Regions from separate parts of the Homo sapiens genome. Here region 2 is linked to region 1. A link is an interaction called in ENCODE POLR2A ChIA-PET data of the cell type or tissue named here. Cell type or tissue: MCF 10A. All regions are shown on one strand. Each heading gives the region's core, and the rest is flanking DNA. Links, peaks and the distances in the headings are about the cores only. Region 1 has its middle 29 kb from the start of TAF1L. Region 2 holds the start of LOC105376015 (a long non-coding RNA gene).

Evidence for each region. ChIA-PET counts read pairs that join two places held together with the same protein. Peaks named below come from ENCODE experiments on the same cell type or tissue, not always from the same donor. Only the 100,000 strongest peaks of a DNase experiment are listed, where the experiment ranks them.
Region 2: POLR2A ChIA-PET joins it to region 1 with 11 read pairs; 3 of 35 experiments call an interaction of 5 or more read pairs at or near these places.

Annotation. Positions count from the first base shown.
Region 1 is chr9:32,660,273-32,668,779 of GRCh38, reverse strand. No RefSeq gene overlaps it. Among named protein-coding and RNA genes, the nearest start is that of TAF1L, 29 kb to the right of the region's middle. In MCF 10A, for the core only: no CTCF peak of the experiment used is centred there; a DNase peak (open chromatin) is centred at 3,469.
Region 2 is chr9:32,600,777-32,609,283 of GRCh38, reverse strand. It overlaps LOC105376015 (a long non-coding RNA gene), which reads left to right and starts at 283. Exons shown (of 2, transcript XR_929553.1): 1 at 283-392; 2 at 4,817-5,377. In MCF 10A, for the core only: no CTCF peak of the experiment used is centred there; a DNase peak (open chromatin) is centred at 4,883.

The DNA.
Region 1 (8,507 bases), core at 162-8,161:
GCTTTCTGTAGGGGGGCAGAGGCCTTGGGAAGATGGGTGGAAAGGCCCGTCAGTGAAACCAAAGCAACTAGGACACTTCGTACCATAGTTGGGAGGTGCCTCAAAGGGACACTTCTGCCAGAAAGATCTTAAAATAACTTCGAATTCAATTACTCTTCTTCTTAAGACTATCTAGGAATTTCCTGTTGCCTATAGGATAAAATTCTAACTTCAAGCTTGTCCAACCCGTGGGCCGTGGGCAGCATGCAGCCCAGGATGGCTTTGAATGTGGCCCAACACAAATTTGTAAACTTTCTTAAAACATTATGAGATTTTTCTGCAATTTTTTTTTTTGGCTCATCAGCTATCATTAGTGTTAGTGTGTTTTATGTGTGGCCCAAGATAATTCTTCTTCTTCCAGTATAGCCAAGGGAAACCGAAAGATTGGATACCCCTGTTCTAACTCTTTGTATGCCACATTCTTTATACCCCATGTACATTTCTAGTATCTTTCAATACCATTACCCAACCTTTTGATGCTCTAGCCCAAAGTGGTTTTTCACCCCAGTGGTTTTTCAGCACTATCACGACTTTCTAAGGTGCAGGAGAACCATGCAGAAGACTTGAAAAGACAGATTGCCGGATCTCCAACCCGAGTTTCTATTTCAGTAGATCTGGAATGGGCCCTGAAAATCTGTATTTCTTCTGGGTTCCCAGGTGATGCTGATGGTACTGGCACCATACTTTGAGAACCACTGTTCTATCCACTTGCTAGAATGTGCTGTGGGCCAGCAGCATCAGCATCACCTGGGAGCTTGTTAGAAACGCAGGTTCTCAGGCCCACCCCAGGCCTATTGGATTAGAATTTATACATGTGTATATATATATGTATATATAAAATTTCAATGGCTTTTGGGGTTTGGGGTTGCATGGATGAATTATATAGCAGTGAATTCTGAGATTCTAGTGCACTTATTATCCGAGTATTGTACATTGTACCCAATATGCAGTTTTTTATCCCTCACCTCCCTCCCCCTTCTGAGTCTCCAAAGTCCATTATATCACTCTGTATGCATTTGCAAACTCATAGCTTAGCTCCCACTTATAAGTGAGAACACATGGTTTTTGGTTTTCCATTTCTGAGTTACTTCACTTAGAATAATGGCCTCTAACTCCATCCAAGTTGCTACAAATAAAACATTATTTTGTTCCTTTTTATGGCCAAACAGTATTCCATGGTGTATATATACCACATTTTCTTAATCCATTCATTGGTCGATGGACACTTAGTTTTTTCCATATCTTTGCAATTGTGAATTGTGCTGCTATAAACATACATGTGTGTGTCTTTTTCATATAATAACTTCTTTCTCTTTGGGTAGATACCCAGTAGTGGGCTTGCTGGATTGAATGGTAGATCTATTTTTAGTTCAAAAGATCCTCAGGTGATTCTTATATTAAAATTTGAGAAGTACTGTTCTATACTGTTCTAGCCTAATTATTCTTGACTGTGGCTGCACCTTAGAACCACCCAGTGAGTCTTTTTTTTTTTTTTTTTTTTAGATGGAGTCTCGCTCTGTCGCCAGGCTGGAGTGCAGTGGAATGATCTTGGCTCACTGCAACCTCCGTCTCCCAGGTTCAAGCAATTCTCCTTTCTCTGCCTCCTGAGTAGCTGGGACTACAGGCATGTACTACCACGCCCAGCTAATTTTTTGTATTTTTAGTAGAGATGGGGTTTCACCATGCTGGCCAGGATGGTCTCAATCTCTTGACCTCGTGATCCTCCTGCCTCGGCCTCCCAAAATGCTGGGATTATGGGCGTGAGCCACCACATCCGGCCCAGAGAGTCTTAAAATTTTATGCAGGACTGGGCTTCACCCCCAAAAGATTCTAGTTTAATCGAGCTGGTGGTAGGGTCACGGTGTCTGTCATTTTGAAGGTTCTCCTGGTAATCTTAATAAGCAGCAAGATGTGTATTAAGGACTGCTGCAGCCACACAGAACAACCACCTCTCTCCAAACCGTGCAGCTGCTTTCCCTGTTTTTATTCTGCACATGCTTTCCCTGCAGCCTGCAACAAAACTTCTACTCATTCTTCACAACCCAGGTTACCAAACCTCCTCTGGGAAGATGTCCCTAGAGTTTTTTCCAGCAGAGTTAACTCTTTCCTTTGTTTGAGTTCACTCTTTGTGTGTACTCGGTTGTAGCATAGATTATATTGAATTGTAATTATGTATTTTTAATGTCTTTTTTCCTCAGTAGGGAAAACTAAGTTGCGACTATCTTTGGGACAGAGAATCTGGCTTATTTACTTTTTTTTAAACTGCAGAACCTTTTATATAGTTGGTTCTCTATAAATAATTGATGATTGAATGAACGAGTTAAGTCAAGCTTTGACCAATCCAAGTAAGTATCCTTCAGGTGTCCTCAGTCCTCCAAGCATCTGCACCAGAAAGTTACCCCCAACCCCACCAACTCTTTACAGTCCACACAAAGAAAACAAAAGAAGGCCAACAAGCAAACAACAAACACCCCAGAAACAGATGTGTGCATAATAGTACACGTCCTGGCTACCACAGAAGAAATATCAGGAAGAAATTGTAAGATCCATAAGGGCAGGAATTTTTTGTTGGTTTTGATCTTTGCTGTATTTCCAGCACCTAGCCAAGTGCCTGGCCTACAGAAAGTGCTAGATTGAATGACAGATGTTGAATAAATGGATCATTGTAATACAGTTTTCCTGTCTCCTCTTCCTTTCTCCTTCATCACTCAGTCCATGACACTGGTCTCTGTTTTGAATGCTGCACTTATGCCAAGACAGGCTCAGTAGGAGCTCCCTTTAAGGATGCTCTAGTTTTAAAATTTTTCTGATTGATATGGTTTGGATCTGTGTCCCTACCAAATCTAATATCGAATTGTAATCCCCAGTGTTGGAGGTGGGGCCTGGTGGGAAGTGACTGGATCCTGGGAACAGGGTTCTCATGAATGGTTTAGCACCATCACCCCTTGGTACTGTAGAGTGAGTGAGTTCTCACAAGACCTGGTTGTTTGAAAGTGTGTAGCACCTCCCCACCAACTCTGGTTCTGTTCCTGCCATGTAAGATGCCTGCTTCCACTTTGCCTTCCACCATTAGTAAAAGCTCCCTGAGGCCTCCCCAGAAGCAGATGCTGCCATGCTTCCTGTGCAGCTTGCAGAACCATGAGCTAACTAAATGTCTTTTCTGTGTAAATTACCCAGTCTCAGGTATTTCTTCATAGCTGTGCGAGCTGACCATGGTATTTGCAGGCAAAGTGTGAATCAATTTCCGGTAATATCCTATGTGCCTCCTAGAGATACATTAAACTTTCAGACTGGATATAATATAGTGTGAGGATTTTAACTTTTTTTCACTATTGACCCTTACCCCAACACACACACACACCCTCTGAGGGAAGCGCCTGAGTCATTATGCATCAAGCAAAACTCAGGCTTGGTAAGCTGGAACTCCACAACAAGCTCCTCCCTGAAGTACTCAGAAGCACCTCTGCCCAGGGCTGAATCAGCACTGAATCTGATGATCTCTTGATGGCTGCTTGTCTTGCTGAATAGCTGACAGAGAGTGACAGAATTTTAGAGCTGGAAGAAGTCTTAGAGATCATCTGGTTTAACCCCACGTATTTGATGGATGAGGAGGCTGAGATTCAGAGACATATCACACCCCCAAAGTAACACAGCTCATTAGTTGCTGAATAAGAGCATCAGCTTGTCTCCTAGCTTCTGGTCATCTGTATTTTCTGTTTACCTTATTACCAGCTGTAAAATCTGCATTATGCTGTGTCTAAATCATTTAATGTAGGAATGGAAAGTTATTCTCTGTTCATTATGATCACAAAAGAATGTTTTTTCTCTTCTTCTTTTTTCTTCTTTCTTCTTCTTCTTCTTTTTTTTTTTTTTTTTAACAGGGTCTCTCTCTGTGTTGCCCAGGCTGGAGTGCAGTGGCGTGATCACTGCAGCCTAGACCTCCTGGGTTCAAGCAATTCTCCCATCTCAGCCTTTCGAGTAGCTGGGACCACAGGCATGTGCCACTACACCTGGCTAATGTTTTTATTTTTTGTGGAGATGGGGTCTCCGTATGTTGCCCAGCCTCAAAAAAAGGACTTTGAAGGAGAGTTATGATCCCTCAGAAATCAGTCCCTTCTAGTTATAAGTGAGGTTAGACATGCATTGGTCTCATTTTGAAAAAACAGATGGTGACAGGGATTATTTATTTATTTAGGTATCCAGCTGAAGGCATTAGCCTACATTTAAGTTTTTCTTAAAAGCTTTTTCCAGGTTTAGATCTTCACAAAGAAATAAAACCAAAACACTTATGTCTTAACCGAGCTGATTTACCCACTATCTTCCAAATACACTTTATATTTGTAGAATATCCTTTTCTCCCTAATCCAATACTTCTATCCTCACTGACCTCTACACAGTCACATCCTACATGATTTTCCAAACCCAGTTAAATTTCCTCTATTTTTCAAATGTACTCTTGACCATCTGCCTTGCCTGGAATAATATCTTCTCTTTTTTCTTTAACATTTTAAGAGAATTTAATAGTTATAATGTATTTTTATTTTGTTGTATGTTAGAAAATATATATTACTAGCATATCATACTCATTTCACAGCTTTTTTAAAAAGGTGATTTAGTTGAAGATTGTAGTAGTTCATTACTGCTACAAAACCTCAAAACGTCATGGCTTAATGTATCAATATTTCATTGAGCTCATGATTCTATGGGTCAGTAATTTAGGCTGGCGTTAGTTGGGCAGGTCTTTTGATTTCAGCTGGGTTCTTTCCTGTGTCTGGGTCAGCTGCAGGTTAATTAAGTGGTTCTGCCTCTGGGGGTTGGCTGGCTATCAGCAAGAGCCCCTCCCTACCTCTCCACAAGGCCCTTAAACCTCCATCAGATTTGCCATGCTTAACACAGCACCTGGTTCATACTAAGTGATATTATTATTGTTTTTAGCCTTTCCAGGAATATAGTTCACTTTTTCAATCTTTATACTAACACGAAAGTCAAACACAGACTAACATGAATCATAGCTCTTACCCCATACCGAATTTTCCTGAAGATTTAAAGGATACAGACAAGCACCAGGCATAGCCAAAATAATTTTTTTTCCTAGAGGAGACCGAAACCATCAGAAACTTGCAAAAATTTGCCTAAGTGTCCCTTTTTTTGTTTTTGCACATTGGATTTTGGTTTTGATTTTGAATTAATCTATGAGTTTTGAACAAAGCATATAGAAATTTTATTTACAAATAGAGCCATTTTGGTTTTTAAGCACTTTTATTTATACTCCATCAATTACACACTGATTGGAAGGTGTTTATGTGAGTACCCCTTATTCTCCAGCCAGCTACACTCCTTAAATCTGTACATTCAGGGTGTGTTTACACCTTGATCTTGGACTTCCCAGTTTCCAAAACTATGATAAATAACTGTCTTTTGTCTAAACCACTCACTCTATGGTAATTTGTTATAGCAGCCCAGCTGACTAAGACAGTCACTGTCTTGAAAACATTATGAGGCAATGTAGTGTAATGCTTACAAATAGGAGTTCTGGAGGCAGGAAAATCTGAGTTCAAAATCTGGCTCTGCCATTTACTAGCTGTATCATTTTGGACAAGTTACTTAACCTGTTGTGCCTCAATTTCTTCATCTGTGATATAGGAATAATAATAATGTCTACATCATGGGTTTATAAGTGTTCAAAGAAAGAATGCACACAAAGTGCTTAACACACTGCCTTATAAATGATAAGCACTCTATGAATGCAAACTTATAATGACAACAATAGTTATTAGCCTTACCCTAAAGAGGAGAGTTTTGGGAAGGTGGGACCAATAAACTGTGTGGCATAAAGGTCAAGTATGATAAGAACTGAAAAGTGCCAATATGTATAGCATCTAGAGGGTCTTTCATGGTACCAATGGATGGGGGTGAAGTCAAAGCCGTCATGCAGTGAGAGGCTGAGGAAATGGAAAGTTAAGAAGAGAAAGCAGGTGGGTAAGGTGTTGGTTCTGGCAAGAGAGTCTTTGAAGGAGGGATAATTGGGCAATATTGTATCTACTCTATACCCTTTACCTCTACATGCCATGGGTGCCAGGGTGCCAACTTACAAGGGCAGTATATCAGCAACTCCCCAGACCTGTGCAGGAGAGTCTGTCTTTTTTTCTGTCTAGGTTGGTGTGCTTCTAACCCTTTCTTGTAAGAAAAAATTTTAAAACCCAAACTTCTATTTCTGGCTTCTCTGTAGTTTCTTAAATTACAACTTTAAATATGTAAAAGTTTCCAGTATACATAGCAAGGTGATGCAATAAATAAATTAAAAAAGAAGCTGATTTGTGAGAAAGAGAGGAGATTAGCAACAAGCTAGAAATTCACAGCTGATGTGGCAATGAATAGTGGAGTCTTCAAGCATTTGGGGGAATCCAGTGCAGGTCAAGGATGGTGGATTCTGAAGTTTTAATATTGCATGCTAAAGTGCAAACCCATTTGGCACATGACCAAATATCAGTATGGATAAAATTCAGTAGCTGATGTTTATATTTTTCTTGCACTCATTGGAGGATTTGTCTGTGTAGCAATAAACTTTCCAAGACAGAATGGTAGGGAAGATGCTTGAATTTGTAATTTATTGTTATTCTACTTAAGCATGTGTTTTATGCCAGAAGTCATGCTTTATGCAAGACCTTTTTGAATAATTTCAGTTCACCAGTCAGAAGGAAGATAATTACTCAAGGGTAAGGACCATGGTTTCTACTTCCCTCCAACTAAGCTGAATGCTGCATCTTTACCTAAAAGAGTATCTGGATGTATACAGAGCCAAGGAGATTCTTAGTTCTCCCCATTGGGGATTCTTATGGAAGCTTTAGTAAGTTGTTGCTGTGGAAAAGTAGAATGGGCCCATATTGGAGTCACAAAGTCCAACATAAAATCCTAGCTCCATTATTTACTGTGTATGATATGGTTTGGCTGTGTCCCCAACCAAATCTCATGTTGAATTCCCATATGTTGTGGGAGGGACCCAGTGGAAGGTAATTGAATCATAAAGGTGGGTATTTCAGTGCTGTTCCTGTGAATAAGTCTCACGTGATCTGATGGCTTTATAAGGTGGAGTTTCCCTGCACAGGTTCTCTCTTTGCCTGCTGCCATCCATGTAAGACGTGATTTGCTCTTCCTTGTCTTCCACCATGATGGTGAGGCTTCCCCAGCCATGTGGAACTGTAAGTTCATTAAACCTCTTCCTTTAGTAAATTGCCCTGTCTCGGGTACATCTTTATTAGCAGTGTGAAAACAGACTAACACAGTAAATTCGTACCACAAGAGTGGGGGCACTGCTGAAAAGATACCCAAAAATGTGGAAGCAACTTTGGAACTGGGTAACAGGCAGAGATTAGAACAGTTTGGAGGGCTCAGAAGAAGACAGAAAAATGTGGAAAAGTTTGGAACTCCTAGAGACTTGTTGAATGGCTTTGACCAAAATGCTGTTAATGATATGGATAATGAAATCCAGGCTGAGGCAGTCTCAGATGGAGATGAGGAACTTGTTGGGAACTGGAGCAGAAGTGACTCTTGTTATGTTTTAGCAAAGAGACTTGCAGCATTTTGCCCCTGCCCTAGAGATTTGTGGGACTTTGAACTTGAGAGAAATGATTTAGGGTGGAAGAAATTTCTAAGCAGCAAAGCATTCAAGAGGTGACTTCGGTGCTGTTAAAGGCATTCAGTTTTATAAGGGAAGCAGAGCATAGAAGTTAAGAAAATTTGCAGCCTGACAATGCAATAGGAAAGAAAATCTTATTTTCTGAGAAATTCAAGCTGGCTACAGAAATTTGCATAAGTAACGAGGAGCTGAATGTTAATCCCCAAGACAATGGGGAAAATGTCTCCAGGGCATGTCAGAGGTCTTCACGGCAGCCGCTCTCATCACAGGCCCGGAGGACCTAGGAGGAAAAAATGGTTTAATGGGTCAGGCCCAGGGTCCCTGTGCTGTGTGCAGCCTACAGACTTGGTGCACTGCATCCCAGCCACTCCAGCCATGGCTGAAAGGGGTCAATGAAGAGCTTGGGCTGTGGCTTCAGAGCTTGGCAACTTCCACATGATGTTGAGTCTGTGAGTGCACAGAAGTCAAGAATTAGGGTTTGGGAACCTCCACCTAGATTTCAGATGTATGGAAACACCTGGATGACCAGGCAGAAGTTTGCTGCAGGGGTGGGGTGCTCATGGAGAACCTCTGCTAGGGCAGTGTGGAAGGGAAATGTTGGGTCAGAGTCCCCACACAAAGTCCCTACTGGGGCACCACCTAGTGGAGCTGTCCTCCAGACCCCAGAATGGTAGATCCATTGACAGCTTGCACTGTGTACCTGGAAAAGCCACAGACACAACACCAGCCCATGACAGCAGCCAGGAGGGAGGCTGTACCCTGAAAAGCCACAGGAGCAGAGTGGCCCAAGACTGTGGGAACCCACCTCTTGCATTAGCATGACTTGGATATG
Region 2 (8,507 bases), core at 349-8,348, 60 kb after region 1:
GAGGAAATTCTACTTGAACATGGTGGAAAGTCCCTAAATATGTTATTTAATTTAATTTGTAATTTTTTTTCTCTCTTGTTTTTTATTTATTAGAGATGTCGTCTCGCTCTGTCACCCAGGCTGGAGTGCAGTGGTGCTATCATAGCTCACTGAAGCCTTGAACTCCTGGGCTTAAGCAGTCCTCCTACCTTGGCCTTCTGAGTAGCTGAGTCTACAGGTGTACACCACTGTGCCCAGCTCTCCCTCACTCACGGCTAATTTTTAAATTTTTTTTAAAGATGGGGTCTTGCGATGTTGGCCAGACTGTTCTTGAACTCCTGGCTTCGAGCAATCCTCTTGCATCAGGTTCCGAAAGTGTTGGAATTACAGAGCCACTGCACCCAGCCTAATTTGTAAGTAGTTTACCCAAGGTTTTTGCATCTGTATTGACACATAAGATTGGTTTATAGTTGTTGCTGTTGTTTTAAGTTTTGGTACCAAGGTATTTTTAGGTTTTGGTTTTGTTTTGTTTGTTTGGTTTCTTGTCTATAATTAGGTAGGTTTTCCATTTTAACTTTGAAGGAGTTTATAGAGGGAGAATCATATGTGTTTTTAATATTTAAAAAGGCTCGCCCACAAAGCTACCTGGGTTAGATTTCTTTGGAGTGAATTCTATGATTTTTAAAAAATTTATTATTGGAGGGGCAATTCCTCAAGGATCTAGAACCAGAAATACCATTTGACCCAGCAATCCCATTATTGAGTATATACCCAAAGGATTATAAGTCATGCTGCTATAAAAACACATGCACATATATGTTTATTGCAGCACTATTCACAATAGCAAAGACATGGAACCAACCCAAATGTCCATCAATGATAGACTGGATAGAGAAAATGTGGTACATATACACCATGGAATACTATGCAGCCATAAAAAGGAATGAGATCATGTCCTTTGCAGGGACATAGATGAAGCTGGAAACCATCATCCTCAGCAAACTAACACAGGCACAGAAAACCAAACACTGCTTGTTCTCACTCATAAGTAGGAGCTGAACACTGAGAACACATGGACACAGAGAGGAGAACAACACACACCAGGGCTGCTTGCAGGGTGGGGAGTGAGGGAAGGGAACTTAGAGAATGGATCAATAGGTGCAGCCAACCACCATGGCACACATATACCTATGTACAAACCTGTATGTTCTGCACATGTATCCTGTTTTTCTTTTTTTAGAAGGAATAAAGAAAAAATTTTTTAAAATTTATTATTGGTATTCAGATTAGATCACTTCATCCTGAGTCAATTATGGTCATTTAATGTTTTTTCACATTTAAGTCTAAAGTTGTATATTGTTGCTAGGTTTATGACCTCAGAAAGGACTTTGTAATATTAAGGAAGGAAAACAAAAGGATAAAAAAACCTGGGAAGGTAGTTCTTCCTGGAAAGATTTATTGCAGGCACAAGAAGCAAATTTTAGACCTCATGTTTATTTAATTTTTTTTCATGAAATTCATGAAGATATAGGCTCTTTGAAATTCAAAAAAAAAGAAAGAAGAAACTTATACTGAGATGAGACCTGTACTCGAACAAGCAGCTGAGGTAGAACGAGAAACCAGGTTTGGGCTCTTAGGAACATCCTTACTCCTGGCAATAGGAGGTTCAAGAAATCTTTGTGGATGCATATGTGAAGAATTAATGAATGATTAGGAATATCAATTCTCACAGCGTGGTATAGTCTCATGAAAACTGTAGAAGATTGAGCTGGACCACAGGGAACTGGGGAATATCTCTGAGTGCTGTTTTTGTTATCTACTTGAGTCCTCTCCTCCACACCCCTTAAGGTTAGTTCTCCCAGCAAGGGTCCAGCGTGATTACTCTGCTCTGGGTTTTCTCTTACCATTGCTTGTTGCCACTCTCCTGGTTCACCTGTTCCCATCCCTGAGCACTGCGCAGGCCACAGCTTTTTTAACCACTTAATATCCCCAGCAACTAATCATGGTGTGTCCTTGAATTCTAGATTTCCTAAGGCTGCAAAGAAAATTAAAAACAGGCCGGGTATGGTGGCTTATGCCTGTAATCCCAGAGCTTTGGGAGGCCAAGGCAGGAGAATCACTTCAGGCCAGGAGTTCGAGAGCAGCCTGAACAATGTAGCAAGACCTCATCTCTAAAAATAAAAGTGTATAATTTAATAATTCTTAGTAAGTTTAAAGAGTTTTGCAATCATTACTGCAATGGAATTTTAGAACATTTCCTTCACCCCCAAAATAACCTCATTCCCATTTGCAGTCACTTCCTATTTCCACCTTCAGCACCACCCCCAACCCCCGCCACACAAAACCACTGATCTGCTTTCTGTTTCTATTGATGTGTCTGTGATGGATATTTCATATATTTATATTCATATGAATGGAACCATGGTCTTTTGTTTATGTCTTCTTTCACTTAATGTATTTGACATGCATTCATGTTGAAGCATGTGTCAATACTTTGTTCCTTTTTATGACTGGAATAGTGTTCTGTTGTATGGATATACCACATTTTTCTTATCCATTCACCAGTTAAAACATTTGGGTTATTTCCATTTTTTGGATATTATGGCTAATGTTCTCAGGAATATTCATATACAAATCTTCATGTGAATGTAGATTTTCATTTATCTTGGGTAGATAATAATGGCTGAATTGTTGGGTCATATGGTGACTCTATTTAGTATTTTAAGAAACTGAAAAATGTTTTACAAAGTGGCTGCACCATTTTCCCGCCAGCAGAATACAAGAGCTACAGTTTCTTTACATCCTTGTCAATATTTGTTATTGCCTGTCTTTTTATACATTGGCTTGGTAAATATTTGTAATAATGTGCAGAACCCCATGCCACCTTTGTAGACCCTCAGATGGAAGCTGCTGTCTGGAATCACATTCTGAGAAATGGATTAATGATCCTTCATTGATGCTTAGGACCTATGTACACCTTCTAGCTGTTGTATTAAACTCTAAAAACTCTAGTATTTTTGTAAAAATATCATACTACTTAAAGCTTAGGGTGTCCATGTGTCAACAACTATTAATTATACTCCAGTATCCAGTCTCCCCTTCTTACACAGGGGGCAGTCAAAGAGTCCCATTTTCCAGCCTCCCTTGCAGCTAGATGTAGCTATGTGATTAAGTTCAGAAGAATGGGATGTGAGCAAAAATGTCATGTTCTCTTAAATGGAGCCAGGCTTTTACCTCTTTCCACATCCTCACTGATGGGAAGGTGGAAGTGAGGGTAGCCATCCTTAGACCAAAAACAGATACTAGGTGCTGAGATTGGCAGGGCATTAAGACACAGGAGGCTTGGGCAACTGGTGATTGCAGGGCCTCCATTCCAGCCCTGGATTGCTTACCTGGATTTTAACATGAGAGATAAGTATCTTGTTTAATCCAGTGTTATTTTTTATTTATTTTGTATTTATTTGAGATAGAGTTTTGCTCTGTTGCCCAGGCTGGAGTGCAGTGGCTGCAATCTCAGCTCACCGCAACCTCCGCCTCCCGGGTTTGAGCAATTCTCCTGCCCACCATCTCGCCTAGCTAGTTTTTTGTATTTTTAGTAGAGACGGGGTTTTGCTATCTTGGCCAGGCTGGTCTGGAACTCCTGACCTCAAGTGATCCACCCACCTAGGCCTCTCAAAGGGCTGGGATTACAGGCATGAGCCACTGAGGCTAGCCCCAGTGTTATTTTGAGGCTCTCTGTTATAACAGCCAAAAAGTGAAATTACTAACATCTAGAATGGCTCTGTAGGAACATGGCTAGAATATGAGAGTCTCCGCTGATGAATATGATCATACAAGGAAAAGCAGGGCAATGGAGACAAAAAAGCCTGGGAAGAAAATCAGGACACTAGAATTTTAGTAGCATTTTTACCTCTAGTCAGCTTTGTGATCTCAGGCAAGCCTTATATTTCTCTGTCTTCATCCATGAAACAAGATGGTTTTGTACAATTGAAAATAAATGCTTAAAGCTTGAAAATAAAAAGCATCTGGTTTCAGAAGTACTTCATTATATTCCTAATCACTGGTAAAGCAACTCAGTACTACAGGCTGGGAAGGAGAGGGAAGGGAGACATAGGGATAGATTTGTAGAAGAATACAAAATTACAGCTAGATAGAAGGAATGAGTTCTAGTGTTATATAGCGCTACAGGATGATGATAGTTAACAATAATATACTCTATAGTTTCAAATAGCTAGCAGGAGGATATAGAATGTTCCCAACACAAAGAAATGATAAATGTTTGACATGATGGCTATGCTAATTACCTTGACCTTATCACTATACATCATATGTGTTGAAACATCACTATGCACCCCATAAATATGTACAAATCATTATGTGTCATATAAAATATTTTTTTAAATTAGGAAAATATATAAATGTAAACCTTTGGTATCAACTTTCTTAAATAAAATAGATGTTAATCATCTTCAGCAGCTGCATCAGTGAGAATGTTAACATGGGGCTAAGAATTTTCCTATACACAGTATTAGCTTTTTAAGTCCTCCCAATGGGTGCCATTATTGTCTTCATTTTACGAATAAGGAACCGGAGGTTTAATGAAGTTAAGGACCTTGCCCTGCCATGCAGATAGTTAGTGGTGGAGCCAGGGTTTCAGTTCCTGAACCCGGAACACAGGTGTTTGGCCACTGCTACTCTGCCTCCATAACTATACCCAACACATACCAGAAGATCAATAGTGATGGCCAGTGGCCATATGACCACTTTAGCTATTGTGACTAGAAGGGATTATCATAGTTTAAAATGAATAAACAACTCTTCCTAATTTGCTCACTAGGTTAAGGTGACATGGGAAGCGATCATTGTGAGTCATCCAGGGAACACAGGGAGAGTTAAGCTGATGGTGACGCACACCTGCCAACTGCTGAGAAGAAGATAATCAGCCCTCAGGAATTTTCGACCCAGCCGCACTGCACAGCCTGGTTGCTGGACTCCTAGGACCAAGCCTCCTGGGCCTGGCAGGCAGCTGTAATTCAGAGTGGGTCGGGGCTCCAGGATGTGTTGTTTCCTGTGCATTGCACTTCGCAGAGGCACAGAGCAGAAGCTAAGCCTGATGGCCTCTGAACACTGGTTGGGTTTTTTGTTTTTTTTTTTTCCTGGCAACAAAATTAAAGCCGCACCTAGGGATTTATCCACCCTTTTGCTGATCTCGATGTGAACTGTGCAGCTGAATCCCTGCACACAGTACTGACTCTCTCAGGGTGTTGCTTAAAATGTGGCTGAGCACAAATGCAAAACATCGTCTTGTTGAAGTCAGCACACAGAATTAATCTCTAAAAGTAATGAAAGAATTAGTTTCACTTTGTAAGATAAATAAATGCAAAGTATGGTGAAGTCAGAGATGTTCAGCTCAGTTGCTTTTAGACGGCGACATCTTTTGAAAATGATATTATATATTTGGGACACATTTTAATGCCACTCTAATATTTTGTGTCATTATAAGGATGCTTTGGGTTTTTTTGTTGTTGTTTTTGAAGTCTATTATCATATGAGTTTTTTTTTTTTTTTTTTTTTTTTTTTTGAGACAGAGTCTCGCTGTCGCCCAGGCTGGAGTGCGTGGCGCGATCTCGGCTCACTGCAGGCTCCGCCCCCCGGGGTTCACGCCATTCTCCTGCCTCAGGCTCCCGAGTAGCTGGGACTACAGGCGCCCGCCACCTTGCCTGGCTAATTTTTTGTATTTTTAGTAGAGATGGCGTTTCACTGTGTTACCCAGGATGGTCTCAATCTCCTGGCCTCGTGATCCGCCCGCCTCGGCCTTCCAAAGTGCTGGGATTACAGGCGTGAGCCACCGCGCCCGGCCTAGCATATGAGATTTTTAACCTGCAACGATTCACCTTTAGTGAATTTTTAGTATTGGAAATGATACAAACTTCAAAGTGTCTTGTCCTTTTTTTTTTAAGCTCTTGGAAACATAAGTATGTGATTTAAGTAAATATAAAATTAGAAGCCATCTCAACACTAGAACTTATTCCTCCTATCTAGCTGTAATTCAGCCTCTAAAGTCAATGTGAAATAAGGCTCACTGTTTTTCACCCCATCCTTAATGTTATTTTTACCCTGACACTGAATTTCAGGCTTTGGTTTTTCTGAGTGTGGCCCACCTGCTTGAAAGTTGTTCTGAAAGTTTGAGGTAAAGGAAGTCAGATCAGAGAGCATTTTCCCCCAGTACCTAACAAAATGAATAAAATGACTGCATTTTAAAGGGCCAAAAATTTCTCATCAGTGATCAAGATTGAAAAAAGGGCAAAACTTCATGTAATACAGTTTTACTTTCAACTGTACGGCTTTCAACCTTGTAATGACACTTGCTTTTCAGAAAGAGAAATGAGGAAAGGTGAGTCAACAAAATTCTGATACTTTTTCTGAATTCGCCTTGATGTGAGGAAGAAGTGGATTGAGGCACGAGGAGGTGGGGAAACTGACGCGTAGGAGCCACTCTTCGTGCCACTGCAGACCCTTGCTAAGGCAGAGGAGTAGGCAGGGCCGGGCATTCTCCAGGGTGCTTGCTGAATGGGGGGATCAACCAAAGCCCTTGGGTTAGAAAATGTCCCATGCTGGGAAGACTGGCCCTGGTAAGGGACATTTGCTGGGGCTTGCAAGAGAGAATCCAGCCAGGCTAGCAACAACTGTAGGCAGCTCCTGATGACCTTTCCTCCTTCTCACAAATTTTCTGGCTAGAGAAAAGTAAGTAGAAAATAACAGCCAGCCCTCAAGTTTTTCTCCATAGGGGTGATAAATAGTTTCCAGGAAGAGGGTCAAGAAGAACTACAGTAGATCAGAGAAACTGAAGTTTATATCATAGCACTGCATAAGTTTAGCTTGAGCAAAATTAAAATAGATGTCATGTCAACCTTGCAAATGAGCCACAGAGGAGAGACGGAGAGAGAGACGGTTAACATGAACATAACAATCTCTGCTTCACAGGGTTGTTGGAAGGAGTAAAAGAGAAAAAGTATGTAAATACTGGACCACAGAACCTGATACATTCGAAGTACACAAAAATCATAGTCTCTCCTCCACTCCCATCCCTTGTTCATAGCCCTACATATTGTTTTTTGTTTTGTTTTGTTCAATTCAGGCTCACTTTGCATTCTTACAACACTGTAGATCTTTAGGTTGAGTAATTTATGGCTTAAAGCTAAATAATTATTTGCCAGCAAACTGTTCTTGAAAATATATAGCAGCATAGGAAAGGTCATGGGCTTTAGTGTTAAAACTAGGCTTTGATCCTGGGCCACCTCCTTGAGTTTGTGTTTTTAGGCAGGTTATACATTTAATCTCTCTGAGCTGACTTTTCTTCTTTATGAATGATATCAATAATCCTAAATTTGCTGTACCTGTATATGTATAAAGCACCTGGCACAAACTAGGTGCTCCTTGAGGTGGCACGGCTAATATCATTTTACTTTTTCAGATTGTTATACAAAACATCAACAAATTATTGTTTGTTACCCCAACTGCTTCTTTAGGAGGGTGAATTTTGTTACTGTAGAGTATCTTGTTTTGCAGAGCATCATGATGTCCTGGGGTCTGTAAGTTTATGAATTGAGGGAAGTGGCTAAATTGCTTGCGTAAGAAAGGGAAGGAAAAAAAATGAAAATGAAGGCAGGAGTTGGGGGTAGGATGATCAAGAATCTAGGGGAGAGAATTAAGCAGTGAAATCTGGGAGGATTCAGGGATAAAAATCCCTAGAGAGGATAAACCAGGAAGGGATTTGTGGAGGTACAAATATAGAATGTCAGTTTTTACCTTGTTTTCTTCAGGTTGTATGATATAGCTACCCTTCCTGTCCCCTCCTTCTCCTCCAGGACCCACAGAGTCTTCAGGGAAATTAACATTGCTCACTGAAGCTTTTCTGTGGCTGGATTTGGTGGAGAGCAGCAGGACTAGGAGAGGTGCTGAGTTCTGCATCCAGGTTGATGCAGTGAGGCTGAGCAGTGTGAGCAGATGCGGGAATCAGAGGACACAGGGGAGGTGACATCTGGCTTTTGGGTAGATTTCCACAGGTCTGATCATGCTCTGTATTTGCCATCTGCCAAACTTTATTGAGGAAGTCTTAAGGTCTGGGTAGATATGAAATCTCTCAGCTTGTAGAATTTCAACTACTCTTTCCATAGTGGCAGAAAAGTAGAAGTGAAGACAGTACCAGGACCATGTATCTTCTAGAGACTTAATATACCCCTGCTCTGCCTGCTTCCACCCCACCCCCATCAATGTCAGACATAAGCCATGTCTGTTCTGCACATTGGTTCAAGGTCTCCAACCAAAAGTGTTGGAGTTCGCTCTTTGAGTTCCCTTCCTACCAGTAGCCTGGCTCAGTCCTCGCAAGAAAGATGCTGTTCTGTTTCCTTAGACATCCAACTGTATAACTCTTAATTCCCTGGGGGAGCTTCCTCTTCTGTTTGCTTCTGAGTCTTAATTACTTCCCATCTCCCTTAGCAGCAGTGTTCTTATACCCTAGCCACCAC